Linked DNA regions of Homo sapiens: region 1 is linked to region 2. Evidence: chromatin loops called from intact Hi-C (ENCODE). Cell type or tissue: IMR-90. All regions are shown on one strand. Each heading gives the region's core, and the rest is flanking DNA. Links, peaks and the distances in the headings are about the cores only. Region 1 overlaps ABCC12 (ATP binding cassette subfamily C member 12). Region 2 has its middle 130 kb from the start of LINC02133.

Region 1 (16,172 bases), core at 5,278-13,277, 390 kb after region 2:
CATGCGCAAAATTCGGATGCCTGGAGCTTATTCCGGGACCAGAACTCTAGCCCTGGGCAAAGGTGAGCTCAGGCTAGGGGCAGCATCACAGCAATGGGAAAGCTTGGTTTTACAGGGTCTTCGAGGAACACCCTCTTTAGGCTGGTCCTCCTGGCCACTACTGGAGGGTCCTAAAATGCTGGCTGCAGCATCCTATAGCCATGGCAACTTTATTTGCTGCTATTGCCCCTCCCTCTCCACCCCAGCTTGACTTACCTTTGCAAAGACCTGCTTCCTGCCCCCAGACCAGGCCCTTATGTAACATGTTCTCTGCAGGTAGCAGGAGAGTAAAGAAGACGGGACACTTGCTCTCCTGCTCCAATAGGCCTTTCAACATAAGTCAATCCCAAGGAATCTCTCGTCGGGCAAGGAGACACCCACGTGCACGCATGAACACACACGTGCACACACATGCACTGCCCCCCCTTCCCCCACACATCTCTGGGGATTCCCTACAAAGAAGAGAGAGGGAGATGGTCTGGAAGCAGGGAAACCTGGCCTGGGAGGAGGAGGTTCTTGGATTCCCATCAGGCAATCAGGACGCCTTATGTGAGACCAATGCAGTGAGGGCTGTTCCCACTCTGCCAAATTCTTAAATTCACTGAGGTCAAGCCCAGTCGCTTTCTTCAGTGAGATTCATGCTCCTTAGCCTGAGACAGTGGCCCTGAGCAGAGAGAGCTTCCCCAAAGCCTCAGCCTTAGTCCCAAAGTCCTGGCTTCAAGCCCCTTTCCCCTGGGGTGTGATACCTGGGGCATCTGGGCCCCTCATCCAAGAGGTCTACCACCCCCTGACACCCCCAGTCAAGGTATCCCTGGCCTCAGGCTTGCCCAGAATTGCTGGAGTAAGGGTGGGGCCGTCATTGTTTTCCCTGGCTCCCCATCTTACCAGGCGCCCAGAACTTGGGGAAGGGTGCCCCAATCCACCCACAGGCAGGACTCAATTGCTTCTAGAGAATCTACCCTCTGGTGCAGGAAAAGTCTTGGCCCCACTGAGGCCATGCATGGAGTGGAAGAGGTGGGCCTCCTGGGAGCCAGGAAGGCTGGGGAATCATGAGTGTCTCTTGCATCCCTGGCTCCCTCCCCACATTCCCAGCTGAAGACAGGCAGATATAGGCAGAAGAGGAGGCTCTGTGAGCATCAGATCCCCAGCCACACCCATCCCGTGACCTCCTGGATCCTGCATGTCCCATCACCTGTAGCTGGTGGGTCACCAGGACGACTGTCTTTCCCCTGAGCGTCTTCTTAATGCACTCCTCAAAGACGTGCTTCCCCACGTGGGCGTCCACGGCCGACAGGGGGTCGTCCAGCAGGTAGAGCTGACGGTCGGAGTAGACAGCGCGGGCCAGGCTAATCCTCTGCCTCTGCCCCCCAGAGAGGTTGAGGCCCCGCTCCCCAATCTGTGGACAGGGACAATGCTACTGCCCATTGTCAGCCCACCCTGAAGTTCTTGGGCAATGGAAGCTTCCTGGAGCTTCTCAGGACTCAGGGGAAAGACGTACACACTGATCCTCGCCATATCCAAGTTCCTCCGCCCCTTACAGGGCCCCCGGTCACACGAGACTCTGTGGTGAGTGGAAGTGCTCCACTTGTCTACCTCTCCAGGAAGCCCAGTGGGCAGCGGCAACGAGGGCAAAGCTCTTTCCCATGAGGATTGAGGGGTGCCCATCTCACAAGACCCCAGCCCAATGCAGATCCCACAGGGAGGGGCTACGTCATTTTTATCACCAAAGGGAATTGTGTGAGCAGAGAGCTGGGGAGAATGCAGCAGTGAACCAGAGGGAAACGTGGCTGGGTGCAGATGGAAAAGCGAGTTCCCTATTTTGTTTACTTGTAGAGCAACTATCCCATCCCTAGGCAACTCTAAGCACTGTGGAGAGATAAGCCTTGACTTCCTGGTTCATCATCACCACCCTAAGGCCTGGCACCATGCTGGGCACAGAATAGGTGCTCAGTAAATATTTATGGAAAGGATGATTGCTTGCTGTAGGTGATTCTATCCAATGGAACCCAAAGTGAACCCCAGGTGTTCAGCCAGATGTTGAGTTAGGCACGGGGCGGGACACACAAGCTGGACAAGAGAAGTCCCCTCTCCCTGGGGAGCTCCACGGTGGGCAGGGTAGTTATGTACATAATAGCAGCAGCAAGCAGAATTTCACAAGCGCCTGCTGAAGAGCATCAGTAGAGTACTTTGTGGCAAATTATTCAGGTGGTGGGACTTGGGAAAGCCTTCCTTGAGGAGGCAGATTTTGGGTTGAAACTCAAAGGATAGTGATGTCACAGGAGCAGAGACTTAGAGGCTAGGAAGTGAGTGGACACTTTGGCAGGCAGGTAGGAGCATGGCCTGGAAGGGTGAACCAGGGCTGCAGTGTGGGAGGTCTCAGATGCAGGCCAGGAAGGCTTCACGGCCACTTCCTTGGGGATGCAGACTGAGGGCACCAGTAGAGAAAGACACCCCAAACTGCCTTTCCTCAGAAAGCTTTAGCCTTCTGATCTCCTCTGGGGCTCCTGGGCAAGGTGAGGAAGATTGTGCAGAGAGCACAAGAAGGGTGGGGACCCGAGATGGCAAGGTGACTCCCCTGGGTCTCTTGGGGTGGCAGGCTCAGCCCAGGATGGGGTGGCAGGCTCAGCCCGTTTGGACAAGCACCCCAGGGGGCAATGTTTAGAGGTGACCCCCATACTCCTGGCCTGGGCAGAGCCAGTGAGGCAAGAAGGGGCCCTGGTTTGCAGGACAGAGCCAGCCCTTGGGATGAGGAAGCAGTTTTCACCAGAAACCCTTCCTGAGACGACAGGCAGATTGGGAGTAGCCCCAAGAAGTGACTACACTGTGCCAAACACCAGTAAGCTTGGTGCCACGTCCACTATGACATCCAGCAAGTATAGATCCAGAGGAAGAATTCAGAATGGGTGGAACCTGAGCTTTGCCCACACGTCCTTGGGGCATCTGGATGTGGAACAGGGGCTTGCTGGCCTCAGCCCTTTGGACCTGAGCAAATGTACTGTGTGCAGCTACAGTGGGCTTGCGCTCCCAGCCCCGCTCACCTCAGTCAGGTCTCCATAGGGGAGGTTGCTCAGGTCCTTCTGGAGGCCACAGACGCGGACTGTGTGCTGATACCTGTTGGTGCAAAGCTCAGAAGTAGCTGGGTGAGAAAGACCCCAAGCACTGCTGCCCTGGGCTGCTTCCACAGGCGCTGCTGGTGTTGCTGGGGCAAGGCCAGGGGTGGCGGCTGCTATGTCCAAGGCTCCCTGGCCAGTCGCTCTGCCTTCAATGACCCAAGGGTAGCGTCCCAGTGACCACTGGCCCCTCCCCTGACCTGATGCAGAGTTGATTCAGGAATGGCCCCTTCCCTGGCAGGGTTTTCGCCAAGCAGGGAAGAAGACAACGCTGAACAGGAAAGCCCTGCAGGAAACACTGAGGGCGCCACCTGCTGGACGCTCATGGGAGTCAGAGGAGGGGTCACCCTTGGGGGCTGCAGTTACTGGGGATGGCCTCCTGGGGGTCACAGGGCTGAAGCAGGACCGTGGGTGGAAGAGAGGGTGTGTGTGAAGGAGGCTAACAGCAGGGGGCTGGGTGATCACCAGTGACGACCTTGACATTTGCCCAGCCCCTCCACAAAGCTACTCCATCCACCCCTCACTGCTAGTAGGTTGGAGAGAATGGAGTTTTCTCCCCTGCAACAACTCGGGATACTGAGTCGAAGGGAATGGCACCTGAGGTGAGGGGGCGGAATGGGAGAGAGAGTGGGACTCCTGCTCTTTGGGCCTCTTGGCCTCTCCACTGTGCCCCCTCAGCGTCACGCTCTGCCTAGCCCTGCAGCCCAGGCTTTGGGGAGTTTGACAGCCGAGGCCCTAGCCAGCTCTGCGGCAGCCAAGCCGCCAGGACTAGCGCCCTATCCTGCAAAAAGCAGCAAAGCTGTGGGGTCAGCCCCACAGCGGTCCCCAGGGGCATGACCCCGCTCTGCCCCAGGGGAGGCCTTTGGGGCCTTCTGGCACCGAGGAACCTAGGAACGTCCGTGGTCACTGGGATGTCGTCCCCATGTTATGACAGATGCCCACACCCTCCTCCCTCGGTTTTCTCTGCAACTCAACCTCACTCATACAGCCCCCACCATAAGCAGAACCTTCCCCAGGCATCACAGAGCCCCCGCACAGCCGCCTTGGGGACCCAACTCCTGCTCAGGATGCCTGCAGTGCCTGGCTCAGGTTTGTGCTCCCTCCCAGCAGCTGCTGAGCAGCACCACTGGGCCTTTAGGTTTCTGTCCTGCTCAGCAGGTTGCCTGCCTCCACAGTGGCTGATTGGTTGGTTGATGACAGAATTGATTGATTGATATCATTGGCATTATCGTCATCAGGACCCTCTTTCCTTCAGCGAGTAACAATGGGCAGGCCTCACAACTCAGACATCAAAAGACAGACCTTCCCAATAAAGAGGCAAGAAAGAGAGTGGCAGGCATGAGCAGCTGCCCTTCCGGTTGCACACAGGCCCCAAAACAGAACCTGGGCACAGCCCAAGCATCATGCCCACACACAAACTTTGGGGTTGGTGTACATAGCAGTTATGATGAGGGGCCTTGGAATCAGAGAATGGTTTGAATCCAGCTGGGCGACCTTGGACAAGTGACTGTACCTCCCTGATCCTCACTCTCTGCTCTATAAAATTGTGCAAACAACTAATTCTCATTGGGTTGTTGTGAGAATGGAGCAGAAAAACATGTGAAGCCATTAGCACAGTGTCTGCTGCATGGCAAATTCTCCATCAGTGGGGGCTATAATTGCTATTACTACATTTGCCAATCTGACTCAGACTGCGCAGCACATCTTCCTCCCCTCAACACCTCCCACCTTCAATTTCCTCCCACCCTCCTGCTTCCTATGGCCCTGAGAGCCACAGTTTCTGCCCTAGGAGCAAAATCTCTGCTAAATATGCCACATATGAAGGATGCTAGATCCATCTTTCAAAGCCCAATTCAAGTGCCATCTTCTCTTCCCTGATCCACCATCCTCTCGTGATCTCTGCTGCCTTGGAACAATCCGAGCACGGTCTACTGCCACCTGGCTCATTCCTCCCTGGTGCACTGTCATTTCTGTGCATTTCTTATAGCCCATTCCAGACTTGAGCATCTTAAGGGCAAAGATACACCTGAGCCATCTCTTTCCCCATGTGCCCTGCATGCTGCAGGCATTTGGCACATATTTGCCCTCTGAACATCATTTTGATGAATAAGGCAACCCTCTGTCCAGTCCGCATCCACAGACAGAGAAGGCATTCCAGGTGGGTGGCACAGGCCAAGAGATGCTGAGCAGAGTAATTTGGCTATACTGATCACTGACTCCTGCACTGATCACCTTCCTGCCACACCTGAGCCTCCTGGCCACAGGACGGCATGGCCGGGGAAGAGGAGGTGAATTGACAAGCCTCTTGATGAGAACATACATGCTGCCATACCAGCCAGCAGGGACAGAGTTGGTGGGTAAGATGAGAAAGGCCAAACTACCACTGGAGAGCTGACAGCCAGATTCCTAAAACCAACTCCAGTTCTCTTAATTAAGCATTGTGATGCCTGGGAAGGTTTCTGAGTGACCCAGCTGTCAGGCACCTCCAGCTCCAGAAAACTGATGTTGATCTGGAGCTCAACGTCTAAGTCCAAGACTCAACTCTGACATTTAATAGCATTTAATACCTTGGGAGGGTCAACTCGCCTCTCTAGGCCCTTTTATTTATCTGTAAAATGGGGATATAATGCCACAATCTCTCTAAATGGGTGGTTAAGGGACTCAAATGAGAGAATGTACGTGGCAATACACCAAGCTAAGCAAAGAACCATAGGAAGCCATTACTTTCCAGAGCTTAAAGATGATGGTCCAATCAATGGTGAATTGGATAAAGAAAATGTGGTATATATACACCATAGAATACTATGCAGCCGTAAAAAAGAACAAAATCATGTAGCAACATGAGGCAGCTGGACTTCATTATCTTAAGTAAATTCACACAGAAACAGAAAACCAAATATCACATGTTCTCATTTATACATGGGAGCTAAACCTTGGGTATGCACAGACATAAAGATGGCAACAAGAGGCAGTGGGAATTCCAAAAGGATGGAGGATGAGAGGGCGCACGGATGAACAGCTTCCTATTGGGTACTATGTCCAACAGAGAGTGAACAGGATCAGTAGAAACCCAAACCTCAGCATCACACTATATACCCCTGTAACAAAACTGTACCCCCTGAATCTAATGTTAAAATTAAAATTTAGAAAACTCAAACATTTCAGAAGTAGGGAGAGAATAACTATAGAAATGTCCACGGTGATCACGGTATTAATGAGTTTTTTGTTTTTTTTTTTTTTTGAGAAGGAGTCTCGCTCTTTTGCCCAGGCTGGAGTGCAGTGGCATGATCTCGGCTCACTGCAACCTCCACCTCCCGGGTTCAAGCAATTCTCCTGCCTCAGCCTCCTGAGTAGCTGGGATTACAGGTGCCCACCACCACGCCCAGCTAATTTTTGTATTTTTAGTAGAGACAGGGTTTCACCATGTTGGTCAGGCTGGTCTCAAACCCCTGACCTCATGATCCACCTGCCTCGGACTCCCAAAGTTCTGGGATTACAGGCGTGAGCCACTGCGCCCAGCTAATGGGTTATTAAATGTTCTTAGAGAAAATATTTCTCCCCAAATTGCTGTCTGTTCATTACATACTACAGTTATTACAAATACATACTCGCAATTTTCGTGTTGAAAACATTTACAATATACTATTTCAGTACTTTTGAAATATATAATACATTAAAATTTATCATTGTCACCATTCTGTGCAATAGATCACTAACGCCTATTTCTCCTGTCTAATTGAAACTTTGTACCCTTTGGTCAACATCTATCCTTTCCCCACACTCCCCTCTCCCCCAGCGTCATATATCAAAACACAAAAGTGTACCCCATAGATAAATGTAATTATGTCCATTTAAAAAATAAAATGATATAAAAAAGATGATGGCTCAAAGTAAATCAAGTAATTATAAGTTGAGCTTTGTTTTTATTTAGTTAGACCATTCTGAGGACACTAACAGTGATAATATATCCTGATAGCTCTGATGTCAATTAATAATGTCAGGGCTGATTCATTACATACTTGCTCATGATTCTGAGCAGTTTTGGGTACTCAGCCTAAAGCAAAATTGCTGGATTCACTTTTCTCTAGTCAGACCACATATGCCCTGTTGCAGAGAACCTCGGAACATATGCTCCTCTGCCCTGGGAATGAAGTGCCGATTCTATCCTCTTCCCAGTGTGCAGTCGCAGGTCTGCAGAAGTCGCCTCTCCTGAACGCTTGGCTCAGGAAGAGGAAAACCAGTGTCTGTGTGGATCTGATGAATGTTTAATCAGAATTCATTAAACTCAGAACCCACTTAGCAGTCATTACCAACAGCATCAGCATCTGTAGGAGAGTGTGTACCAAACACAAATGTGCCTCCTGCTTTAAAAGTTAATATTACCTTTGGTGATCATACTTTTCTCCAAAGAGTATGTTTTCTCTCACATTTCCATGAAAGATCCATGCCTGCTGTGAAACGTAGGCCAAAGTTCCATTGACTGCCACCACCCCTTTCTGCAGCTGCATCTGGAACAACAAGACGGGAGAAGCTTCAGGAGCCAAGCCTTGAGAACTTTTCCTCAAATGCCCATTGCACCCTGGCACCCACATATTCCACAAGCATTGGTTATGAAGGCACAAAAGCGTTGACAGGACATCTTGTCCATGCACCAGAAAGCCCAACCATGCAGATGCAGAATCTCAGAGTCAAACACCTGCACAGGGCCAGGCAGGGAATGCTTGAAAAGAGGCAGTGGTAAGCTCTGCTACAAATGGGAGAGCTTGGACTGCAGGGCTGCTCCCAGTGCACATGGCACCTGGGCCCAACTACAACAGGATGTTCTCTGAACAGACTCTTCACAAGAGGCTCCCCTTCCTCCAGGTGCACTGGCTGGATCCAACCCTGCTCAGCCAGGCCCTGGGAGCAGGGCACCACCTGCACGGCTGTGGGTGTTGGCCTTGGCACACCCCATCTTCAGGAAGCAGCCTTGACTCAGTTGCATCTTTGGTGCCATGCAAGGATGCAGGCCTGATGGAGCAGGATTTTCTAATTTGTCCAGAGGAGTCAAAGATCCAGTTTTATATGACATCTTTGGACTTTTAAAGCATTCAGCAATCAATTAAAACTATGCATGGGCTCCAGTTTGTGACCCTGAGTACATATGTTCATTTAAGATGACCCCTCATCGTGGGCATCCAATAGACAATGGTAGACAGCGGGGATGCAACGTTCAAAGTTATCAACAGAGGGTACATGTGGGGCAGGCCACAGTGCTCAGGGCTGATGCTCACGGGGCAGTGGCAGTGGGTCCAGGGGCAAAGAAGGAGAGTCACCAAGGCGGCCGAAGGATGTGATGCCACTTCACCTCAGGAGTTGTGCAATGGACAGAGAATTCAATTTGGAGAAGAGACCATGATAATAACAATAATAATTGTAGTATTTTTAATGTGTAGGGTATATTCCGTGAACTGAATTAAATGTATGTTCAATGTTTTTCACCATGACTGGCCTTGCAAATTATCCTATAGCCAACTATTGCTTACATGATCTCATTCAAACCTCACCACAACTCTCCTTAGTCCCATTTTACAGACAAGGAAACCAAGTGGTTTCATGAGGCTCAGAGAGGTTAAGTTACCTGCCCAAGGCTAAATAGTGAGCATGTGGCAGAAACAGCTGGGGAACCCAGGCTGTCCAGAGTGCCCCCCTGCTTCCCCAGTGACCACAGCCAGGGGCCTGATCCCACCACTGTCTCATGGGAGATAGACTTAATGTTATCTCAAAATTTCCAAAGGACAGAAATTAAAAGGAGGCAAATTTCACTCCAATATACATCAAAACTCTCCAAAGAAGGAACTGGCTGTGACATGATGAGCTTCCCATCACTGGAGCTATCCGAGCAGTTGGGCCATCTCTTATGCAGTAGGATGCTATTAAGAGTATTCACATCATTATGTGGGGAATTGAGCTGAGTCACCTCTATGGCTCACGCTGACTCATCATGGAGGCACACACTCTCAGAGCGTGGGTGACCTCAGGAACTCATCCAATTCAGCCCCCACCTCCACCTCCAGGCAGGGAAGGAGTTGTCATTCTTTCTATAGATGAGTCAACTGAGGCCAAAAGAAGTCACTCATATTAAAACTCATAAGACACATCCCCCCACCACCCTATTCTGGAGTCCCCACTTCTTCAGAAGTACCCCGACCTCTTCCTGAAAGAGGCAATCCCAGCTGCACAAACTTCTCTTTAGCAACAGCAGAGTGGGGAGAAAGAGGACTTAGCATTTTTTTTCCACAAAGCTTCTCATTCATGTGGGATGTGACTTAGAAACCGTGGCAACATAGAGGTTTGTGAAAACTACAAATGGCTTAGCCATTTTCCCTGGGGTCACCCAACTAGAAGGAGCAGGGAAGGGACAATGACCCAAGTCCCCTCCCTCTTCCTACCCCAAGGTTTGCAGAGAAGGTGGGGGCATGAGCTGCTTTAGTTCAGGCATAAAATACATCTATAGTCACCATGAGCTCCAGACTCCAAAGTCCTTCCACACCAAGCTGCCTTGCTGGCATTTCTAAATCAGGGCAGCCCAACTCATGGGGATAACCATGGGTTTAAGGACCCATCTCTCCTTTGACCAAGATGGAGCTTTAGGCAAGGAGGCAATGCCATTCAATAGACCTCCTCATTGGCAAACTCAAGAGTTTGTGAAAAACTCAGCCTCATCTGGCCCAGGGGCCTGGAGCTGCTGCGTGCATTAACCTCCCAAAAATTATTGTGAACCACATGCACAGTGTCCAGTGCAGCCGAGGCCATCTGCTGGGTCCACGCCTGACCGGAAGGGAGCCATTTCATTGTCATGTTAATGTTCCATCTTCACAGCACTCATCACACAGCTTACCTGTCCTAGGAGAGCTGCAAGGAGGGAGCTCTTTCCACTTCCCACATTCCCACATATTCCCAAGATCTTCCCCTGCCAGAGAAACAGAGATGGGACACAGTCACTCTCTCCCACTTCTTAGAGGGTCTGGCCCAAAGGTGCCACTCCCAAACTATGCTGGTCAGGCCAGGCGGAGAACAAGGGGTCACTGCAGGCTCTGGGGCATGGCAGCTGCAGCCACACCACCCTGGCCCACATAAACAGCCTGGGAGGATGCAGGAATGTAAGTCTTAATTAAGTGCTTTCCCTTGTGTGGCATAGCCAAGCACCCACAGGGCTTCTAGAAATCACGTAAGATCACTGGTGTGAAACAGCCTTGTGCTGGTCTGGGAGACACAGGCCTTGAACAGGAAGGCTATTCTGTGCCCAGACTCCAGAAAAGCAAATCTAATGGGATGCAAAAGGCTGTACAACCCAGGGGGACTAGGGTAGCTTTTGAAGTATGGACATCTAGGGGCTTTTCAAAAATCTGGAATTACTGAGAAGTTACACTATTCTAACATTCTACAGCTCCAGATTTATTAATTCAACCAACAAATCATTATCAGAGCCTGCTATGTGCCAAGCACTGTTCCAACCACCAGCAAGAACAGCAATGAACACAACAGGCAATGGCCTGAGTCTACCCTCATAGAACTTACCTTGTAGTCAGGGGAAGATGGACAGGAAGCAAGACAAGCAAATGAAATGTGGGGCAGGCACATCTATGCTTGCCATGGAGAAAAATAAAGCAGGGAAGAGACAGGGAAGGGACAGGGAGTGGGCTAGAGGCTTGGGGGTACAAGGAAAGCCTTACTGGAAAGGTAGATGTCTTAGCTTGAGTTTTCCCAGAAACAGACCTTGAATCAAGGATTTGAATGAAAGTCACACTCACATTTGGAAGGTGCAGGAAATTCCAGTAGGGAAGAGGAGAAGTGATACAGGAAAGGGAAGGTGGCCCATAAAGGGCAGCCTATTGGGTTGGCTCCCTAACAGAATATCCTACACAGGAGGCAAACGGAACTCAACCCTGCAGGGAAACTGCAGGAAACTCTGGGGAACTGACTATAGCTTTGTCCCACCCAATGGCAGAGGAGGTGGGGTATTGATGCCCCAGCAGTCATTGTTTGAGGGCTGCTCTCTAGTCTGTGAAGGTCTTTATGGAGGTGTGCAGAGCCCTTGGGCACGGATGCAGATAAGGCAGTTGTAAGATGGCCAGGAAACACTTAGAGGTCCAGGGCACATGGGCAGGGACAACATCTGCCACAGGTGACATTTGGGTAAGACGTGAAGGAGGTGAGGAAGGGTGCCATGGGGTATCTGGGGAGAATCATTGCAGGCAAACAGCCCATGTGGAGACTGACGTGTAAGCATGTCCACTCATGTTCAAGCAGATATTGCAATACTGCACTTGGAGCATCTGAGAACATTCTCATGTAGGCCTGCTCCCTGCAATCCCTTAGGGCAAAGATGCCCAACATGGGGCCAAATATGGCTTTTTTCCCACCCCAAGCTAGACCAGAAACGCCCATCCCCTGTCTGCCATTCTCAGCACATGAGAGTCGCTGCCTGTCATCAATAATTCCTTAAACAAGGTCTTTGCTGAATCCCAGGCACCTTGGGATAAAATAGTGATCCACACAGAGGTCTCCCTGCCTTTGTGGAGCCCACATGGATGTAAATTTGGTTGGCTGAGTGCAACTGAGTTCAGATTTCAGTTAAGTCCCACTGAGTGCCACCTACTTTGCCTTCTCGCCACTCTCCCGGTGGAGCACCTGACTTCCCCCATGCTGCATTCCCATTTGCCTCCAAGAGGCCTCCGTGAACTTCCTGTGTTCTAAGGACTTTCTGGCCACACAATGACTTTGCTAATGGCTATTCCATATGTCAGTGACTCTGGAATTCCTGCCTCATGAAATGAAGCTGAATCTATTTAATTCCCCTAAAAGGACTTCAATGAACCGGGGCATTAAAGAGACCGCAGATGTGATGCAGCCTCACCAGGTATTTGGCTGCCCTTTGAGTCCTATCCACTTCTTGGGGCCAAGTAAGAAGCCTTCTAGATTCATCCTTGTCTTTAGCAGAAAATCCATGAGGCCTGTATCCTCTGATGATTCTCCCAACAAACACTGCTGGCCACCTCCAAGCCAGGAGCTGGGCTTCGGGATAACGACATAACTGTGAACAAAAAACCCTGACCCCATGGAGGATCCAGTCTGATGGAATTGAGGAGCTAAACTTGGAAAAACCTGGATGCCCTGTAGAACACTTGAGGGCAGCACTTAAGCTGGACATAATTGTTAAAGAAAAAGGCAACAATCATACCTAACATCAGCTAAGACTTACTATGGGCTTAGCATTTTTATGTGGTATCTGAGTTCCCCCACCACCTTGTGAAATGGGTACTTCTATGAAATGCATGGTGCTGGTAAAGAAACAGAGGCTTAGGGAGCTTCAGCAAGACATCCAAGGTCAAGCAGCTAGGAAGTGGCTGGGCCTGGAACTGGGGTCCCTCAGGCTCCAGAGGCATTGCATTGCCCCCACTGCTCCAGAGGCAACAATGCATTGCCCCCACTTTATCTTCAATTTATTCCACAAAACATTGACTGCATCCTTGAGGCAGGAATTCCAGAGTCACCGACATATGGAATAGCACATTAGCAAAGCCATTGCGTGGCCAGAAAGCAGCGTCCTTAGAACACGGGAAGTTCACGGAGGCCTCTTGGAGGCACATGGGAAGGCAGGGCGGGGGGAAGTCAGGTGCTCCACGGGGAGAGTGGCGAGAAGGCAAAGTAGGTGGCACTCATGGGACTTAGCTGAAATCTGAGCTCAATTGCACTCAGCCAACTAAATATCGTTTCCAATGAATACGTGGCAGACAGCTTTGTTAGCTATGAGAGGTACCACTCTCACACCAGCTATTGAGCTTGACATTGCATAATAAATAAGAACCTCTCCTTCTATAGCGCTTGCACAGGGAAAGAGTGAGTCAACAGGATGAGAGATTAAAATACCAGGCACAAGATTAATGTTGAGCCCTCTGCAGCAAAATCAACACTGCCACCCTGGGAGTCTGCTGCTGAGTTCCCAGAGCAAGAAGGAGATGCATGCAGGAGATGCAGGAAGAGGCCAAACATTCCCTAAACCCACAGCGTTGCCTGAAATCTCCATCCCCCAATCTTGAGGGGAGAGAACAACAAACAGACTCTGGCTGGCTTGGCTGGCTTAGCCCTTGGCTGGGTTGCTTGTTATCTCAGTTTGCTTTTTACAAGAGGAGTTTTTGCCGGTGGTTAAGAGCCCAGACTCTGCAGCCAGGTGCCCTGGGTATGAAACCCTCCTCTGCCACTTGCTAGCTATGTGACCTTGGGCAAGCTATTTAACCCTCTTGTGCCTTAGGCTCCTCAACCATCAAGTAGGGGCAGTTATGATGCCTGGTTATTGAAGTGGTTAAGTGAGTTTATTATGTACCTGGTAAATAGTAGTGTTCAAAATTATCAGTCATTATCATCTATCATAATATTCCAATGTGAAATTAAGAACATATCTAGGACAGGAGCAGTGGTTCATGCCTGTAATCTCAGCACTTGACCCAGGAGGCCAAGACAGGAGAATCACTTGAGGCCAGGAGTTCGAGCCTGGCCTAGGAAACATAGCAAGACCCCATCTCTACAAAAAATAAAATAAAATTTAATTTAAAAATTATCCCGCTTTCCCCTGGTAAATAAAAAATTTTAAAAAATTATCCGGGCATGGTGATATATGCTTGTAGTACCAGCTACTTGGGAGGCTGAGGCAGGAGGATCACTTGAGCCCAGGAGTTTGAGGCCGCAGTGAGTTCTGATTGCACCACTGCACTCCAGCCTGGGCAAAAGAGTAAGACCCTGTCTCACACACACAAAAAGAGAACAAATCAAAAAAGATTTATGAAACCTAGTCAGTTCAAGCCTAGCCACCTGGAGTGGACTGTTCATTCAAAACTGCAACTGACTCTAAGAGAAGTACTGCAAATCAGAATGAATATAACCACCGTCTTCTCCACACTTGGAGAGGGGGCCTCCAATGTTCATGTACATAGTTTTAAAACTGGGGGAAAAATACAGGGACTCTGGTTAGAGACATCCCATCACCACCTTCAGCTCTAACTGAACTGTATCAGACCTGGAGAAGGCTGTAGCTATGTAATGCAAGGAGGAGGGCTGGAGGCCACACCTGTGCAACACACACCCACCTTTCTCACCACAAAGCTTATGCTGTGCAGAACCGATTTGAGGCTGTCACTTTGCTCCTCTGGGCCAGTGGCTCCCTTGGCTGGTGGACTCCTCTCACTGTATGCCTCTGACCTCTGTTTCTTGCATAAATGCCTTTTCTGGTTCTGCAATTTCTTTGGGGTACTTTTCCTGCTGGCTTCATGCTCCCATGTCAAGGTGGCATTTGCTAAAAGCAAGACAGTATCTGGGTCTTCTGGTTGGGTGATGTAAGATGGGGGGCTTTTATCTATGAGAATTTTCTAAGATTAAAGAGACAAAATTAACTGAGCAGATGTCATCCATTTGCAAGAATCATCCCAATGTATCTTCTAATGACCCCAAATCACAATTTTGGCTATTCTAACCCACCACATCCAGGAAAGAGGTTCTGAAATTATTCCCCCAGGAGAAGCTGCAGCAGAAATAGTCCACTAGCTCATGCTATCTGGGACAGTTGCCTCTTTAACCACAAGGCCTATGTGGGTCACCCACACTGGAGAATGCTGATCCCAGCCACATTTCACCCTTGTGCCCAAGACAGTCGGTCTTACCAGTCTTTGGGCAGTGGACTTCACTGCTTGGCACTAAATGCTTATGAAATCAAGGTCATATGCTCAGTCTCTGCTGTGTCCTCTTCCGAGGCCACTCAGCCCAGTTCAACAAAGCATTTGCTAAGCCCTAACCATGTGCCAGACTTTGGGGTAAACAGCAGAAATGCAAATATAAATAAGACACAGTTCCTGTCCTTGAAGAGATTACAGTCTGGAGGGAGATGAGAACATGCACGGATCGTTTCTGCAAAATGTGATGAGGACAAAGCACTGTGACTGCCAGAGAAGGGACACTTGGCTCTCATTCTCGAGGTCCATGCACTTGGTGCTAGAGCTGGGTCTGTACAGGTGTTGTACAGGCAGAGATGAGAAAAGGGAAAGAGAATGACAGCATTCTACCTGAAGGCCCAGCATGGACAAAGGCAAGGAGCATGCAAAGCCATGGTTTGTTGGGGTGGTAGCATGAAACAAGCAATTCAGGATTACTGAGGCACAGAGCTCAAGTTGGGAAGGGAAGGGGACACAAAACTGAGAACCCACAGCTGGAGAGCCTGGAGGGGACAAGGGTTCAAGGATTTTGAGCAGCTGAGAATAAGTATTGGTAATCATACCAATATTTTGACAGCTCTCTTGGGGTTGAGTGCTATACGGACTTGAGAAGAATGTTAGAAAAAGAAAGGTTAGTTCATAAATCACTGCGCTAATCAGATGAGAGATAATGGAAGCCTCAACTGAAGGCAATGGCAGTAGGGACAGAGCGAAGGTTGAGGAGTCAAGAAATGCCATCCTTTATCTAGTCTAAGGAGCACCTTTACTTTTTTATCTGATATCATAATACATGCAATTAATGTGATGGTGTCCTTATGTTTGTTCAAAGACTGATAACTCAACAGTGTACCTTCCAATCCAATCTTACAATGGCACCCCTTAAAATGGAGAGAATACCATAATCAGGAGTTGACTTAACAGGGTTCTTGACTGGTTGGATGTGTATGGTAAGGGAAAAGAGGAGTGCATGAATCAGGATGCTTACGATGACTTCTGGATTTCTGACTCGGGTGAGTAAGATCATTCAATCAATTCATAGATGTTTGAACAAGCTTTCGTGTTGACACAAATGCCCTTCTTCCCTTTCCTCTCCTCAGTTGAACTTTCAAACCACTTTATTTGCCCTTCTCAAATGTCAATTATATCCTTATCATGTATAGAAATTCTTAGAGTGCCTGGGTCCCACACTGGAACAGAGGCTCTTGAGGATAAAGCCTCTCTCTTCCTTATATTTGCATTTCCCATGTCTTATATATAGGAGGCACAAAGTAAATCTTTG
Region 2 (16,172 bases), core at 5,275-13,274:
TCTCTCTACAGTATAACCAGACTGGCATCACATGGACTTGCTTGATTGCTGCAAGATTTTTAAAGACTTGCTTCTGAATTTTCAATTATTTGTGGCAGTGATTCTCCTAACAGATTGAGTGATTCATTCATTCATTCATTCAAAAATATTGATTGAGCACTTGTTAGGGATTTAGTAGTGGCCAAGACATGCAAGGTCTCTGTTCTCAAGGAGCTTATATTCTAGTGTGGAGAAACAGAATAATAAACAGTAAAGATACATAGTAATGTTGGAGATGGATGACAAAGAAAAATAGCAGAGTAGTGGTTAGAAAGTTACAGAAGGAGCGAGGGATATTGATACAGGGTGGGTCAGAAAAGCTTCATGAACAGGTAACATCTGAGCTGAATTACAGCAAGGAATCAGCCATGCTGTGAGCGAAGAGCCATCCAGGAAGAGAAAGCTATAATTGCATGGGTCCCAGGCAGGAGCAAGTCCATTGTGTTCACAGAAAGAAGTCCAGAGTTGCTGAACTGGAGTGAACAGAAGCGACTGGGTATATGTGAGTTTCGAGGGTGGGGCAGGAGCTAGCTAGGAACCCTGCAGAACTTGGCTAGAAGTTTGGGTTTTGATCTAAGTGCAGTGGGAAAACACTGGAGGTTTTTAAGTGTGCAAGGGGTGGAAGGGTTGACATGAATGCCTTGGTATGGGGAATAAGAGTTTAAGGGACTCTGAAGGGTTGGGAACAAAGAGGGACAGCTCCTGGTAAAAAGCTCATGGGGGTTTGTGCAGTATCTAAGCCAAGTCCCAGAGTCACTAGTTCTCAGCAGACCACCACCCCTGGCCCCAGTTAGCCACTTGGCCTTTGATCTAAGACTAGCTTTAAGAAAAGGCAACTAGGCTGGATGTGGTGGCTCATGCCTGTAATCCCAGCACTTTGTGAGGCTGAGGCAGGCGGATCACTTGAGGTCAGGAGTTCAAGACCAGCTTGGCCAACATGGCAAAACCTAGTCTCTACTAAAAATACAAAAAATAGCCAGGTGTGGGGGTGTAGCCTGTAATCCTAGCTGCTTGGGAGTCTGAAGCAGGAGAATCGCTTGAGCCCAGGAGTACAGTCAGCTGAGATCGCACCACTGCACTCCAGCCTAGGCAACAGAATGAGACTCTATCTCAAAAATGGAAAAAAAAAAAAAAGCAACTGAAAATCCCACGTGCCTTTTGCTGCATCATCAGCCAGTGCCCTCCATCCTTTTCAATTCGTGGTGGCAACTTAGATTGGATTTCCGAACTCAAACGCCATTTCTTTTTAATAAAGTGATTCTGGCTTTAATTAAGATGACTTGGCCACATTAGTAGAGTTAGCTCTCTACCTTTAAAATTGCTGTCATCCAATCGCTAGGTGCCTGAAGCCAGCAGCCTACTCCAAAAGCTGTTTTCCCCATCTCCCAATCAGGGCGCAGGCAGGCACCTGAGGGCTTCCAAAGGACTTCTTGCTGAAGCGTTGGCCAAGCCCTTCTGCAATATTTGTCATGGTCCTCAGTGGCAGAGAATTGCCAATTACCCACGTCATCTGCTCTTGGAATCCAGTCCAAACATCGTCTGCTGAAAGTTAGCTAAATTATACATTTTTTTCCCCTGCTGATTGTGGATAAGAGATCAGAGCATTTCTAAAATATATGGCTCTTTTCCAGGGCAGGAGTGAGAATCCTGACACTTAAGAAAAATAACAGGGGCTAACCATCACAATGTTCTTCCTAAGATACACAGGAGCAAATCTTTATGCTCCTCACAAACAAGGGTTATTGTCTTGGTTAGAGTGGAGAGTGGGAGGTGAAAATGGCTTCATGATGAATTTTGATTCTACTTTATTCTCTGCCTGCTTGTGATTTCAACTCCCACCAGTGTTTTCTGGTAAGCTAATGCTGAATTATAGCATTCTTTTCTGTAGCAAGGTCTCTTGACAGCTAGAATGAAGGTTATAATAATGGGGGGTGCAGGAGGAGGTAATGGATCTTTAAAGAGTTTTTATGTTTGTGATAGATGAAGAAAGCAGGGCACGGGGTCAGCTCTGCAGGAAGCCCAGGGATAGGGCTGGGTAATAGAACTGACGATTTAAAAATCTGTTCTGCACATTAACAAAAGGTAATCATCAAAGTGCTTTTCTAATAGTCTCTCAGGAGCAAGACAGGATTTTGCCTGCTTTTCAGGGAACCAGCAAGGTGGCTTTGGTGGAACAACACTTCTGGGTTAGAACATGGGCACAAGGGGAAGAGACAAGGACACCAATGATGGAACAGAACAAAAAAAAATCCCTGTCTTTTCATTTCTTATCTGGTTGATGTGGTTGAGAAAGGTGCTCTCTGGTGATGGGAAGCTAAGGAAAGCAGGAGTCGCTTTGCCAGGATTTGAGAGGCTCCAGTGTCTTCCCTCCCAGAAAGACGCCCTTCCCCAACTACCTACTGGGATACACTTCCCACCATAATAGCCCTTTGGATTGAAGCCGTCATCTCTAGAAGAGTCTTGCTAAATGCATGCATTGGCCTAATGGTACCGTACCACATGATCACATCTACGTGGATTCACCCTGCAGGCTGTTTAAAGGTAGGGCCCTGTTTCTCTTTCCACTTTCAGCACCTCTCTTTGCTACCTCTCGTCTTGACTGCTCCACATCTTCCCACCAGCTTTTCAAACCTGAGTTTTGTCTTCCCAGTCCAGCTCCCCTATAAGCATCATATCCAATCAGATTCTTCTTCTGTTCAGAAACCTTTTGTGACTTCTCCACTGTTTACAGAAGAATGTCCACCTGTCTTAACCTGTGCCTCAGGGAAGCCTCACAGTGGTGCTCTGCCTCGCTCCCTGAGGTGGAGAGGGTCAGGCAGCCTCTGGTTCAGCTGCAGAGCAAGGGCGCTTTCGAGGAGACGCATCCTTGTGCGTGAGGAGATGGTGAGGCTACAGACACCAGAGAGCTTCTTTCATTTTCCCATGTTACTGTCTTTAGATTTGTTGAAACATCAGTTTTCATGAACACATCCTAGTTTCTCTACGTATTTACCTATTTCTGCCTAAATTCTTACATAGAGAGACAGGAAGATAATGCGCAAATACATCACACTGACTCTTTTTCTGTCACGGTTTGATGTTTCTTTCTGTAAAATAGAGAAAACAATACTTAGCTCAGGGGCTCACTGTGAGGAAATGTACATGACAGTGACTCTGTCAGATCTGTGTCTGACACTGCGGCATTATTCCTCTCCCTGCCCTCTGGCGGGTGCTTCTTCATCTCTGTGTGCTCAGCAGCAACCAGAAGGGCGCCTTATATATTGGAAGCTCTCATTTCTCTGCTTGAGGCCAAACTGTGGTAAAATTTCAGCCCAGTGGTCTTCCTCGATGATCTGCCTGCCTTGCGTCCTCCAGTATCTCCTGCCCACGTGCCACCCAACTCCTGGCTTTTCCTCTTCGTTGTTGTTGTTTTCGTGGTTTATAGCCTCTTAGGCCTGGGAAGGATTTTGAAAGATTCTTGTGAGCTGTCACAATGGTAAGAAAATCAATCCTGTTTTTCATTTCCCATCCATTCAGTCACACTCCTGGGTTTAACTTCCTAACGATGAAGAGTTTTGTTCTTCTCAATCTCTGTAGATTCTAGTCCTAGTTCTATTTCTGACCTTCGCTGCGAAACCTTACAGAAATTGGTTAACTCTCCCAAGCCATGGTGGTCTCACTCATAAAGGGATGGAGAAAGAGGGTGAGACCATAACCAACCCCCACTTTGCAAGCCTGGGTTTATTTATTCTTCTGTCTGTGCCTCGGTGGAGATGAACAGCACTCTGACAACATTCTTCCTGTAAAATGTCTCTACTCTGCAACATTTTGTAGAGGTGGAATTGGCAGCAGCCCCACTACCGGGTGATGAAATACATCGCTGAGTTGCAAGCATAATTACGACAGAGGTCCCTGGCCCACTGTTTGGGGAATGGGCTGCAGCAAGCACAGGTCACCTCCGGGCTGTTTCTCTGCATTTCTTGTGAAAAGAATGCTGTATCTTGTCATCTTGCTTTCACACTCAGGCTCTTTGATGTCTTTCACCTATGTCAACATAGAACATAGAATGCGGAACAATGACAAGAAACACTGGGGAAGCATCACCTTGGGAGAAAGAGCATCCTCAGCCTCTTCTCCCTCCCCTCCCCGTGGTGCCTCTGGATGGGACTGGAGGCTTCCTTTGCTTCTGGTCCACCTAGGTCTTTCATGACGGCTCTCAGATCCAATCCAATCCCTTTCATCTCCATGCTGTGGGTGAACTGTGCTGCTTTGAAGTTTGGGCAGTGGGCTCATACATAATTCTTTTATCTTATGTTTGGTTACTCTTCTAACTCTTTGAAAAGTTTTTCATGCCCCTTCTGGTTTGGGAAACTTTGAACAGATAGAGATGTCACTGTACTAACAAGATACTGATTCCTTTCATGCACTTTGCTGTAGGATATTGTCTTTCCCCGAGGTCCCTCTACAAGAATGCAGAAAAGATGCATCTTTCCTGGCTTTGCAGTCTGGCTGGTTTCTGCCTCATTAACACAGAATGGTCTGCTTTCTAAATGGCCATAGCCAGCCAGTCTGCCATCCTTCACTGGTTTCTCAGGAGTGGGGGAGAGATGCTGCAGCAATTTAATTTCATCTCTGCTTCCCAATTGGATAAGGCAGATGGCTGGCCCTGGGAGCCAGTGGATTGAAATGGAGTCTCTTGCAGCACTCTGTGTTCAAGATTCATCTTGGTCAAGGGTGTAGTGCAAAGAATGTAGTCTTAGGCCAGACGCGGTGGCTCACGCCTGTAATCCTACCACTTTGGGAGGCTGAGGCGGGTGGATCACTTGAGGTCAGGAGTTTGAGACCAGCCTGGCCAACACAGCAAAACCCCGTCTCTACTAAAAATACCAAAAAAATTAGCCGGGCAATGGGGCACATGCCCACAGGTAGTCTCAGGAGAGGCTGAGGCAAGAGAATCGCTTGAATCTGGCAGGTGTTGGTTGCAGTGAGCCTAGATTGCGCCACTGCACTCTAGCCTGGACAACAAGAGTGAAACTCCATCTCAAAAAAAAAAGAACGCAGTCTTAACCAAAGTGAAAGCCATAGGTGATAAGGGCTCCCCACCTCCACTCGACTCCACATCCCTCTGCCACCAGCTCTAGTCTTACCATAAGCAGAGCTCTTCTTCTGCTGAGAAACCAATAGACTGGATTTCCTCCAGGATCTCTCCTGCCTGGTTGAGTTTGGGTGGTAATTCCAACTTAATTAATGCTTCATCACCATCATGGCAAATGATCTCCAGTTGCTTCTTAGATCCATCTGTTGGAAGTTGTTTTACCTAAAGCTCTCAAGCTACTTCAGTAAGAGACTGAAAGGAGATGAAACCAAGGACAATTTTTCCATAAATAATAATAGCCAGCATCAACTGAATATGCTCATCACGTCAGATACTGCACATGCATTCTTACTGCATCTCATCCTCATTGCAATCTTTTAAGATAGAGGGGAGTTTTTCCATCTTAGAGATGAAGAAGCTGAGGCTCAGGGGAGGTTTAATAGCTTTGTCAAGGCCATGGAGCTAGAAAGCAATAAACACAGAATTCAAACCCAAGTTGATCTGCTTCTGGAGTCCATACTCCCAACCATGTCTCACAGTCCTCTGAGAAGAAGTGGATGGAATCTGGCCTTGTTTTCTCAAATTGTCCAACAACATTGTCTTATTCTGCCACTTACCTCCTGTCTGTCTGTAAGCACATTATTTACTCACTCTGAATGTCAAGGTCCCCATGTAGGACGATTGAGATTAAATGAGATCATGGGTACTGAGTAATTTGTGTTGTGTCAGAAAGTCTTGGTTACGTTTATCAAGAGAAGTCTATGCATGGACGCTTGGCTTTTATTTGTAAAGAGACATTTTGTTGCACTCATTCTGCAAAAGATCCCTTTTGTAGGTCACTTTATCAAATGTAAAGAATGACCTTGCTAGTAGATGATATAGTCAGTTAAGTGAACTGTTTCCTTGCAAAGATTTATGTGTTAGCAGTCAAGGTGAGGCCATCCAGCTTGGTCAGCCTAGAGGGAGAGAAATAACTGGAGAGGCCAGACGTAGCGTAGCACGAAGCTGGGTGAGCAGCTTTGTTTACCTCCTTCAGCTGAGCTGTGTTTCCTTCCTGTTGAAGGCCATGCAGGAGATTAAGACTCTTGTTTCATTTCTGCTTATTATACACCTAGGAACAAATTGAAGACTTTGTGGTTAGAACCTATTCAAATCCTGGGGCTTCCTTCTTCATTTGGATTTTTCCTCCTGGCTTTCATGGGGCTTGTTTTAAAGAGGCTTGAGAAATCACACAGTGTAATTGGATGATTGGTGTACTTTAATTAAGGCAGCAAGATGCAACGTGTGCAGCACATTTCAGGTTGATTGTAGCACGGCTAGGCAGTGTCTGCTGGATAAAGCTAGAAGGAGAGGCTCGTTTTAATGACCCACAAGGTAAAATTGCCATCTATAGGTTGGTCTGCGCTGCTAGGACTATGGGGTCAAATTTGTATGGAAAAACTAGTGAGGTCCCCAAATGATCATCCCTTAATCTAACTGCATGTGGGTTGTGTCTTAATGAATAATGATGACCAGTTCCCTCACAGTGCAGGAAATGCTCATTGTGTGGAATTAAATCATCTCTTGATAAATTTTAAATCAGGCTGGTTTCCTTCCAGCTCTCACAGCTATCCTCTCTAATCATGCAGTTTGTGCCTAGTTGAATACTTAACTAATTTTACTACTAGACTCATCAGAGCACAATTTAGGAAGTAGGAAGAGAAATATCCTGAAAACCTGACATATTCCTAGCTCAGATGTAAATTACTTTGAGATCACTTGGCATTTTGGAAAATGTGCTACGATTGTATTGAAAACCAACTGTGTAAAGATAAAGTTTTTCTTAATTTTTAAAAATAAAGGCTCGGCTGGGTATGGTGGCTCACGTCTGTAATCCCAGCACTTTGGGAGGCTGAGGCGGGCAGATCATGAGGTCAGAAGATTGAGACTATCCTAGCCAACATGGTGAAACCCTGTCTCTACTAAAATACAAAAAAATTAGCCGGGTGTGGTGGCGGGCACCTGTAGTCCCAGCCACTCAGGAGGCTGAGGCAGGGGAATTGCTTGAACATGGGAGGTGGAGATTGCAGTGAGCTGAGATCGCGCCACTGCACTCCAGCCTGGCAACAGAGTGAGACTCCGTCTAAAAAAAAAATAAATGAAATAAATAAAGGCTCATAAAACTCCCAAGTTTTATGAGCCAACGATATAAGATATAAGCATGGCTGGAGTGGAAGCAAGTGCTATTTTGTCATAATGGTAGTTATGCATCCAGATGGTGCCCGATGGAAAAGCTTTCTAAGAATTGCTATTCACAAGGACGTATCAAAAGATGCTGTGTTGTGTGCTCCTGATTCACATGCCTGGGTTGCTCTCGTCTCACTGGTAACACCTGGGACCATTTCCTTCTCTAGGAGCTTACCTGTCCTAGGTGGTGTCTAGCTCAAGATAATGTGAAGAAATGACAATAGCGACCTACTACACAGCTGTCTCTCCTGAGACTCTCAGTAGATGGGACAAATACAGCATTATCACCGCGCGCGCGCGCGCGCGTGTGTGTGTGTGTATGAACGAGTCAGCCAGCCAGGACATACTTCTAGAGGAGTAGTTAATAAACAGCATGCTCAATCTTGCCATTGATTTCTTGATTTTTTTCCCATGGCCTTCCATGACTTATCCAGCTCACAGCATAGTCTTGTGTCCTCTAACTCTGGTCACTCAGGTACCATTTACCATCTGAATTATACCTCTTGGAAGTATTGATCTACATGCCTCATTCTTGGATACGAGCATCATGTCTCCTTAACCAGATTGTGAGCTCCTTGAGAGCAGTCACTGCGTGGGAGATGGCTTCTTTATTCTTCATAATGCCCGGGACAGAGATCCATAAATACGCCATGTGCTTGGCTTGCCAACCTCACTATTAAGAGAAAAATGCAATTTCCTTCATTAGTCTTGTATTTACCTGGAAGTGAGTCTTCTATTTACCTCCTGAAAGTAGATCTGGCTTTTCAATACAAATATTGTTCATCTTTGGGCTATCCCATGATCTGGGGCAGCCACCAGCCTTCTTCAGAAACTATGAATGGCCTTAGAATAGGATTATGTGGTTGATTCTGTTCACTTCTTGGCAAATCAAGTCAGCTATGAAGGCAAGGAGAAGTTTGCAGAAATCCAGCCTTAATCCTGTGTCATAGGGAGCTACAAGCAGAATAATTCTCTTGTCTACAAAGCTGCCTACTGCCCAAGGATTGAACACTACTTCTAATTTGTTAGAGGAGAGAGAAGACTGAGTCTGTGATGCATGTGGTATCTTATAAATGCTGACTTTTTTTTCTTTTGCCATTTGAGCTAAATTTTAAACTGATTTTCTAACAAGAATATTGAAAGCAGTTTCTTATGAAACAGTTCCGTTTTCTTAGGAAGCTTGCAGAAAGCCCTAGGACATGTGATGTTTTTATCTTTTTGGAAATCGTACTCAGTCATAAGAATTATCTAAGGAATCCATAAACGTGACGTTATTCAGAACATGAACATTGTTCATATTTAAATTTGGTCTTCAAATTACAATGCTCAATAATGTAGATGAAAATATAAAAGGAGCAGTAGTGGAGGTGGAATTAGGAAGTGGATAGGAAGTCATTGTCAGATGCTGGTGCCCAGGGACATCCTCTCAATATGCACCACCTCCAACCAGCTGGCCTCAATTTTGCTCAGCTCCTTGACTTAGCAAAGTAACACAGCAGTCCCTAAATGACTCAATGGAGGAACAAAATTGACAAAAGAAGCTTATTCTTTCCTTAGTGTTCCCAAGTTTTGCTTAACTATTTTCCAGTTATTTCTTTGAACTCCATTTCTTTAGAACATTAATGTTTAAATTGAAATTCTCTAAGCTGGGTATGTCCGTTAGCTATTGCTGTGTAACCAATGAAGTATTTACTTAACTCACTATGCTGTAGGCCAGCTGGGTGATTCCTCTGGCCTTGACTGGGCTTGCTCATGCATTTTTGGTCAGCTGTGGGTTAGGCAGGTGACTGCTGATATTGGCAGGGCTTTCTCAGCTGCTGGGGTTTGGCTGGCTGTTGAGAGGTCTAGGAGGGCCTTGGGTCTTCTCCAAATCCAGCGAATCCAGCTTGCTCACTTTGCAGTACTGGTGCTCCAGGAGAGAGAGCAGCAGCATGCAAGCCCTCTTAAAGCTTAGGCTCAGGACTGGGAGCACAGTTTCCACACATTCTATTGGCTACAGGAAGCCCAGATTCAAAGGATGGGGTGAAAGACTCTACCTCATGAGGGGAGGAGCCACAGATCACATTGCACAAGGCATTGATACAGGGGGGATAAAAAACTGGGGGTTTGGTTTTTGTTTGCAGTTTATCACACTGGAAGAATTTTATACAGACACTCAGATACAAACAAAAAGCTTGTTTTAGCTGCTGGAATGTATTATAGAAGCAATGATCAGAGTGGTGAGACGAGGGGTCAGAATGTAAAAGAAGATGTTTTTCCTGCACTCTAATTTTAAGCATCCTTTCTCCCAGGGTTCAACCTTGGTTATTTTGCTGTTGTTATTCTCTCCCTTCTTATTTGGCCACATTTTCAAAGAACTGGGATTTTCAGAAGCCTAAGATCATTTAAGATACAGGTTTAAATCCTGTGTGTTTGGAGTCTTTGTACTGTGCAGTTGAGTACTTTTGACTATAATAGTTATTTTTCTAAGATGTTCATACTCACTATTTCTTTGTGGCATTTGAGAAAGTCCTGTCTTCTAATTTAGGATCATCAAATTAAAAAAAATTGAAACGCTCTTCCCCACTCCTCTCCCAAAATTATCTTCTGGCAATATTTGTGGAGCTACAATTTGCACCTCCTGTGAAAGTCTTGAGACTCCAGACCTGGAGCTGCCAATTCAGGAGCCAAGGCGGATGAGGTCTGAGTGAGCTGTTGGACAGTACCTAGGAGGCCGTAGGAAGTGGTGTTGGGTCCTGTGGTAGACCAGCAGTTCTTTACATTTACATTTGCTACCTGTTAACATCACCCAGGGAGTTTTTTATTTTTTTATTTTTTTATGCCCAAGCTGCATTCCAGACTAATTAAAACAAAATCCTTGGGAGTGGAATTCAGGTATTACTATTTTTTTTTAAGTTCCTTGGGCAGTTTTAATATGCAGCCAAATTTAGGAACTAGTGAACTAAGCCAGGATTTCTCAATCTTTAATGTGCAGACAAATGACCTGGGGACCTTGTTAAAATACAGATTCTGACTCATCCTGTCTGGGGTAGGCCTGAGATTCTGCATTTTTGGTAAGTTCCTGAGTGCTGCTGATGCTGTGGGTCCTCAGACCACAGTATGACTAACAGGATGTAAAGTAGAGAGCTCAAGCAGCCTGAAAACTTTTTTTGCAGGGGGCAGGGGACTGGTCTCCTGTATGAACATAATTTGTGCCGACAATTCAAAATTAAGAGATTTCTCATAAAAATGGTTATTTCTGGTTTCTCTTAAAAAAAAAAAATGAAAGTGCCTACAATCCCCAGCTCTGCCTTTCCACACAGACTTGTGCTAAAGAGTGACTGCCCCACAGGAGGGGGTGCAGGTGACTCACCAGGGCAGGCTCTGAAATGCCTTTCCCTGCATTTGTTTATGAATAGGATGAATCTGTCTTTCATTTTTTCCATATAGACTGGCAAGTCGTCTTAGAACGCACAAGCGTACATGTGCGTCCACAGCAAAACCACGAAGTCAAAACACCAGATGATAAAGTGGAAAAGGCAAAAGGAAAAGGGAAAGAATAACAATTCTTTAAAAGTTACATGTGTTTATCAGTAAGGAAGGTTTTGGTTATATCAGAAACTTACTTGAGCTGTTTTAAGGGAAAAAATAAATGAGGGAGAGGCTGGGTGCAGTGGCTCACACCTTAATCCCAGCACTTTGGGAGGCCAAGGCAGGCAGATCACTTGAGGTCAGGAGTTTGAGACCAGCCTGACCAACAGGGTGAAGCCCTGTCTCTACTAAAACTACAAAAAATTAGCTGGGTGTGGTGGCGCACGCCTGTAGTCCCAGCTACTCTGGATGCTGAGGCAGGAGAATCGCTTGAATCTGGCAGGTGGAGATTGCCGTGAGCTGAGATCGCACCATTGCACTCCAGCCTGGATGACAGAGTGAGACCCTGCCTCAAAAAACAAAAACAAAATAAGTGAGGGAGAATTGTAAGCATAGAACGGTGCTCATGGACCCGTGATGCAGCAAGGCTTTCAGGGAAGAATAGAACCAGGGAGGGGCCTGGCTGTCAGCAAGGGGGACCCTTTCCTTGCTTTCATCTCACTCCTCTCTGGACATTCTCCTCCTCCTGTGTCTTTGCTTTCTCGTTCTCCAGTCCACACAGTAGAAAACACAGCCACCAGCAGTACCTGCGTTTACATACCAGGGGCCTTGCTATACATTCCCAATCCATATTCCTGAGGAAGAAATTATAATGGCTCAGCCTGGTAGAGGAGGAGGGACATCGCTGTTAACTGGGAGAACTGGAGGATGTCCAGCGAAGCTTCTGTTATGCTAAGGAAACTTATTGCAATTAAGCATAAACATTGAGCCATCCTATGTGGAGAGAATGAATGCGCTGAAATTCTAGAATGGCCCCAGCCCATCCCAGAGGCAGGGGATAGACAACGAGGTGTCTCGACTCCTTTGCTCCTATGGCATCTTTGCCTTTTGAAGGAGAATCTGTCCAGTTGCAGAGTCAACTATTTCTCAATAATGATAATAATAATAATAATCCTGAAGATGCAGCAAGACCAGCAGTGCTTCACTGATTTTTTTTCCTTTCCAAAAGGCATGCAGAGCATGATAATCACCTGAAGGCAGCAGCTCCTGACAGCCGGCTACAGGCTGGCTTTCATGTTGTGGGTGGCATTAGGTAGATAACCCACAGGAATCGTCTCTGGATCTGAGGTCAGGAGAACACAGCCAAGGCTACACAAGACAGAGAAGATTCTGCTGAATTTCAAAAGGTAGGAAACTGGGTTAAATGTGAAAATGGGAAGAGAGCAGAGGAAGATATTCATAAGCCAGGTTATTGAGAAAGAATGGTTTATAAGAGTGTGCACTTACTCCCCTATAATGAGGTCTGGGATTATCTGTAAAAACATTTAGCTCTGATTGTTTTAAAAGAAAAGATAAAATGCTTAATATGTGGCACCCTGGAGTGTGCCTTTGTGTGTGTGTATTTTAAATGATCATCCTAACGAAACACCTTTAATGTACAATGGATCGAATTATACAGCTTCCCATCAGAGAGTGCGAGGGAGAACAAAGCCTCAGATGTTGTACATTCAGACAATGAGGTGAGAGCAGATTTGAGGATAAGAGGAACTGAAGTGCCTCGTATAAGCCTGTATGAATGCTCCCATCTGGTCCTAGGACTCAACTATCTGACATTGGCAAAGATGTTTCATAATACATAGGGCCAAATGCTAAGTCTACCTTATAATTAAAAATATCCCCTAGGGCTCTTCCTTGAGGTCTGAGAAAATGTGATTATACTAAAAATTATATCACATATGGGAGGAAATAGCAAAGTAACTCACCCCACTTGTCCTGGGGTGGAATCTTCAGTTAACCTTGTCAGAGATCCTAAATGTTATGTTTACTCTTTCTCTGGATCTATTAAAGCTATAGGTGCTGGCCATTCTCTCTGGAAAATGAAAAATGGCCCATTCTTCCAGATACTCTCAAGTTAAGTGTGATTGTTACAAAGGCCTGGCGGATTCACATAGAGACAGACAAGGAAACTTCTGGGCTCCTTTCTCTCACCCCGCCCTTCCTCTCTTTTACTGTGGAATCAGTCTGTTGGAACAATGCTTTAAAATACATCTGAGTGGTATCAGAGCAAGAATTCATTTGTACTGAGGCATGGCTTTTATCTGTAAGGAAGGCTATTTGAAAAACCAGGCCTTGCGTGGTGAGGGCTCTGAGGTGAGAGCAAAAAAGGACCGTCTACCTCTTATCACCTGGGCTGGCTTGGCTGGCTCCTTTCCCAGAGCCTCTGCTCTATTTACCTTCAACTCCCTTTCCAATGGGCTGAGCTGGCCTCTACTTAGGCTGACTGTATTGACATTTGCATTAAATACTTTCTGGCTGCTCCTTCAGTTTCTGTCTTCACTCCTGGAGATTTCTTTCTCTTTTATTTTTGAGACTGAGTCTCACTCTGTTGCCCAGGCTGGAGTGCAGTGGTGCAATCTCTGGTCACTGCAACCTCTGCCTCCCAGGTTCAAGCAATTCTCCTACCTCAGCCTCCCAAGTAGCTGGGATGACAGGTGTGTGCCATCACACCCAGCTAATTTTTGTATTTTTAGTAGAGACAGGGTTTTGTCATGTTAGCCAGGCTGGTCTCAAACTCCTGACCTCAGGTGATCCGCCCACCTCAGCCTCCCAAAGTGCTGGAATTACAGGTGTGAGCCACTGCACTCAGACCACTCCTGGAGATTTCTGAGTCTCTCAAGGAAGAGAAAAACCTCCACCTTTCCCAGACTGGAAACAGATCTTCCCACCCTTCTGCAGAAATCAAGGGATAGAGAGACAGTTTGAATTGCGATCTCTCTTCATTAACGCCTTCTTCAGTTGTTCATAAACTTCAGGATTCCTTTGATTTCTGAAGTAGTGAAGGGTTTAAAAATGGATATAAAATGTTAAAAAAGGATCTAAAAATATTCTCTTTATGCAAACGTTGGTGTATATCACCCACATGCTCCATCTGAAGAAAATAGTTAAGAAATCACTAACTGCCCCCCGCAACTCAAGTTGCAGGAAACCAGAAAAATGAGGCAAATAACAAAGCACTATGGATGGATGTGGAGAGGTTGCTGTCATGAAACACGAGTGAGCAAAGGCAAAAATCCTTGAAATAGAAGGGATGTGGGGGATTCTAATAAGTATTCAGCAAATTTATGAACTGGGAGGTGGGGACATAGGTGAAGCAAAAAAGTTCCCGAAGTCTTAAAGTGGTGGAGACTCCGAAGTAGTCTATGATGAGGACAGAAGGTGAGTAAGAGTACCAAAGATGCCACTTCACTGTGGCCACGCAGAAACCATGTGTGCCATGGGGCTGCTAAAATAGCCTTATTAAAATTAACATGGGATTTAGGGGAAAGAGCACTGAACAACATAAAAAGCTACTGATAAAAGCTATGATGTGTGAATAAGTCAAATCTGTGTGCAACAAAAACAATAGCAACTAAATATGTAAAGCAAGGGAGAATTGATACAAATGTAATTAAATGGACTTCTCAAGCACCTCTTTCAAAATTGCAAAGATGTCTTTTTAAAAGTAAACTTGGCCGGGTGTGGTGGCTCACACCTGTAATCCCAGCACTTTGGGAGGCCAAGGCAGGTGGATCACTTGATGTCAGGAGTTCAAGACCAGCCTGGCCCTGTCTCTACTAAAAGTACAAAAATTAGCTGAGTGTGGTGGCGCACACCTGGAGTCCCAGCAATTCGGGAAGCTGAGGCAGGAGAATCACTTGAACCTGGGAGGCAGAGGTTGCAATGAGCCGAGATTGTGCCACTACTATACAGCCTGGGCGACAGACAGAGTGAGACTCTGTCTCTAAAGAAATAAACAAACTCTAATTTTAGCATAGTTTTAGATGAAAGAAAAATTGCAAAGATAGTACATAGACCCCATAGGCAGTTTCTGCTATTGTTAACATCTTAACAATAGGATGGTACATTTATTGTGATTAATGAGCCAATGTTGATAGATTATTATTAAGTAAATATGTACTTTATTCGCATTTCCTTAATTTTTCTATTTCATGATCCCATCAGGATCCCACATTATAGTAAGTCATCAAGTGTCCTCAGTCTCCTCTTAGCTGTGACAGTTTCTCAGACTTTCCTTGTTTTTGATGACCGTGACAGTTGTTTATTTTTTGGTAACATCTTTATTGAGATATAATTCACATGCCATACAATTCATCCATTTGAAGTGTACAGTTCAATGTTTTTTAGTATTCACAGAGTTGTGAAATAATCATCACAATCAATTTAAAAACATTTAAATCACCCTAGAAAGAAACCCTGTACCCTTTATCACCCTCCAGTCACCTCATCCCCTCAGCCTTAGGCGACAACTAATTTACTTTCCATCTCTATAGAGTTGCCTAATCTGGATATTTTAAATACATAAGAATAATATGATACGTGGCCTTTTGTAACTGCATTTTTTCACTTAGCATAATGGTTTCAAGACGCATTCATAGTATAGCAGGTATCATACTTCAATCCTTTTTATGGCTGAATAACATTCTAATGTGTATATGTATATATACTATATTTTGTTTATCCATTCATCAGTTGATAGACATTTGAGTGATTTTCACTTTTTGATTATTAGGAATAATTAGGCTAATTTCTTTCATCATGTTTTATAGTTTTCAGTGTGCAAATCTTGCATTTCTTTTGTTTGATTTATTTCTAAGTATTTTATTCTTTTTCATGCTATTGTAAATGGAATTGCTTTTCTTAATTTCACTTTTGAATTTCTCATTGGAAGAGTATAGGCCAGGCATGGTATTTCACGCCTGTAATCCCAACAGTTTGGGAGGCTGATGTGTGTGGATCACCTGAGGTCAGGAGTTCGAGACCAGCCTGGCCAACATGGCGAAACCCCATCTCTACTATAAAAAAAAAAAAAATTAGCCGGGTGTGGTAGTGCACACCTGTAATCTCAGCTGCTTGGGAGGCTGAGGCAGGGCAATCGCTTGAAGCCAGAAGGTGGTGGTTGCAGTGAGCTAAGATTGCACCACTGCACTCTGGCCTGGGCAATAGAGTGAGACTCTCTGTCAAAAAAAAAAAAAAAAAAAAAAGAAAGAAAGAAAAGAAAAGAAAATTAAAGAAAAAGAAAGAAAGAAAGAGTAGAGAAACACAATTATTTTTGCATTTTGATCTTGTATCCTGCACCCCTGCTGAACTCGTTTATTAGTGCTAATAGTTTTTTGTGGATGCTTTAGAGTTTTCTCTAAGATCATATCATCCATGAATAGAAATCATTTTACTTCTTCCTTTCCAGTCTTGATGTCCTTCGTTT

The links. Peaks named below come from ENCODE experiments on the same cell type or tissue, not always from the same donor. Only the 100,000 strongest peaks of a DNase experiment are listed, where the experiment ranks them.
Region 1: a loop joins it to region 2, with 2.4 times the contacts of the local background. A loop is called at or near these places in 2 of 110 quality-filtered maps.

What each region holds. Positions count from the first base shown.
Region 1 is chr16:48,114,184-48,130,355 of GRCh38, forward strand. ABCC12 (ATP binding cassette subfamily C member 12) reads right to left here. Exons shown (of 31, transcript NM_001393797.1): 11 at 14,276-14,554; 12 at 10,030-10,101; 13 at 7,533-7,657; 14 at 3,078-3,150; 15 at 1,232-1,435. Among named protein-coding and RNA genes, the nearest start is that of ABCC12, 34 kb to the right of the region's middle. RefSeq lists enhancers at 2,762-3,624, 8,798-9,997, 9,204-9,323. In IMR-90, for the core only: no CTCF peak of the experiment used is centred there; DNase peaks (open chromatin) are centred at 9,118 and 13,128; H3K27ac peaks cover 2,194 bases.
Region 2 is chr16:47,722,267-47,738,438 of GRCh38, forward strand. No RefSeq gene overlaps it. Among named protein-coding and RNA genes, the nearest start is that of LINC02133, 130 kb to the right of the region's middle. RefSeq lists an enhancer at 11,448-12,647. In IMR-90, for the core only: no CTCF peak of the experiment used is centred there; DNase peaks (open chromatin) are centred at 9,165, 10,405 and 10,745; H3K27ac peaks cover 1,765 bases.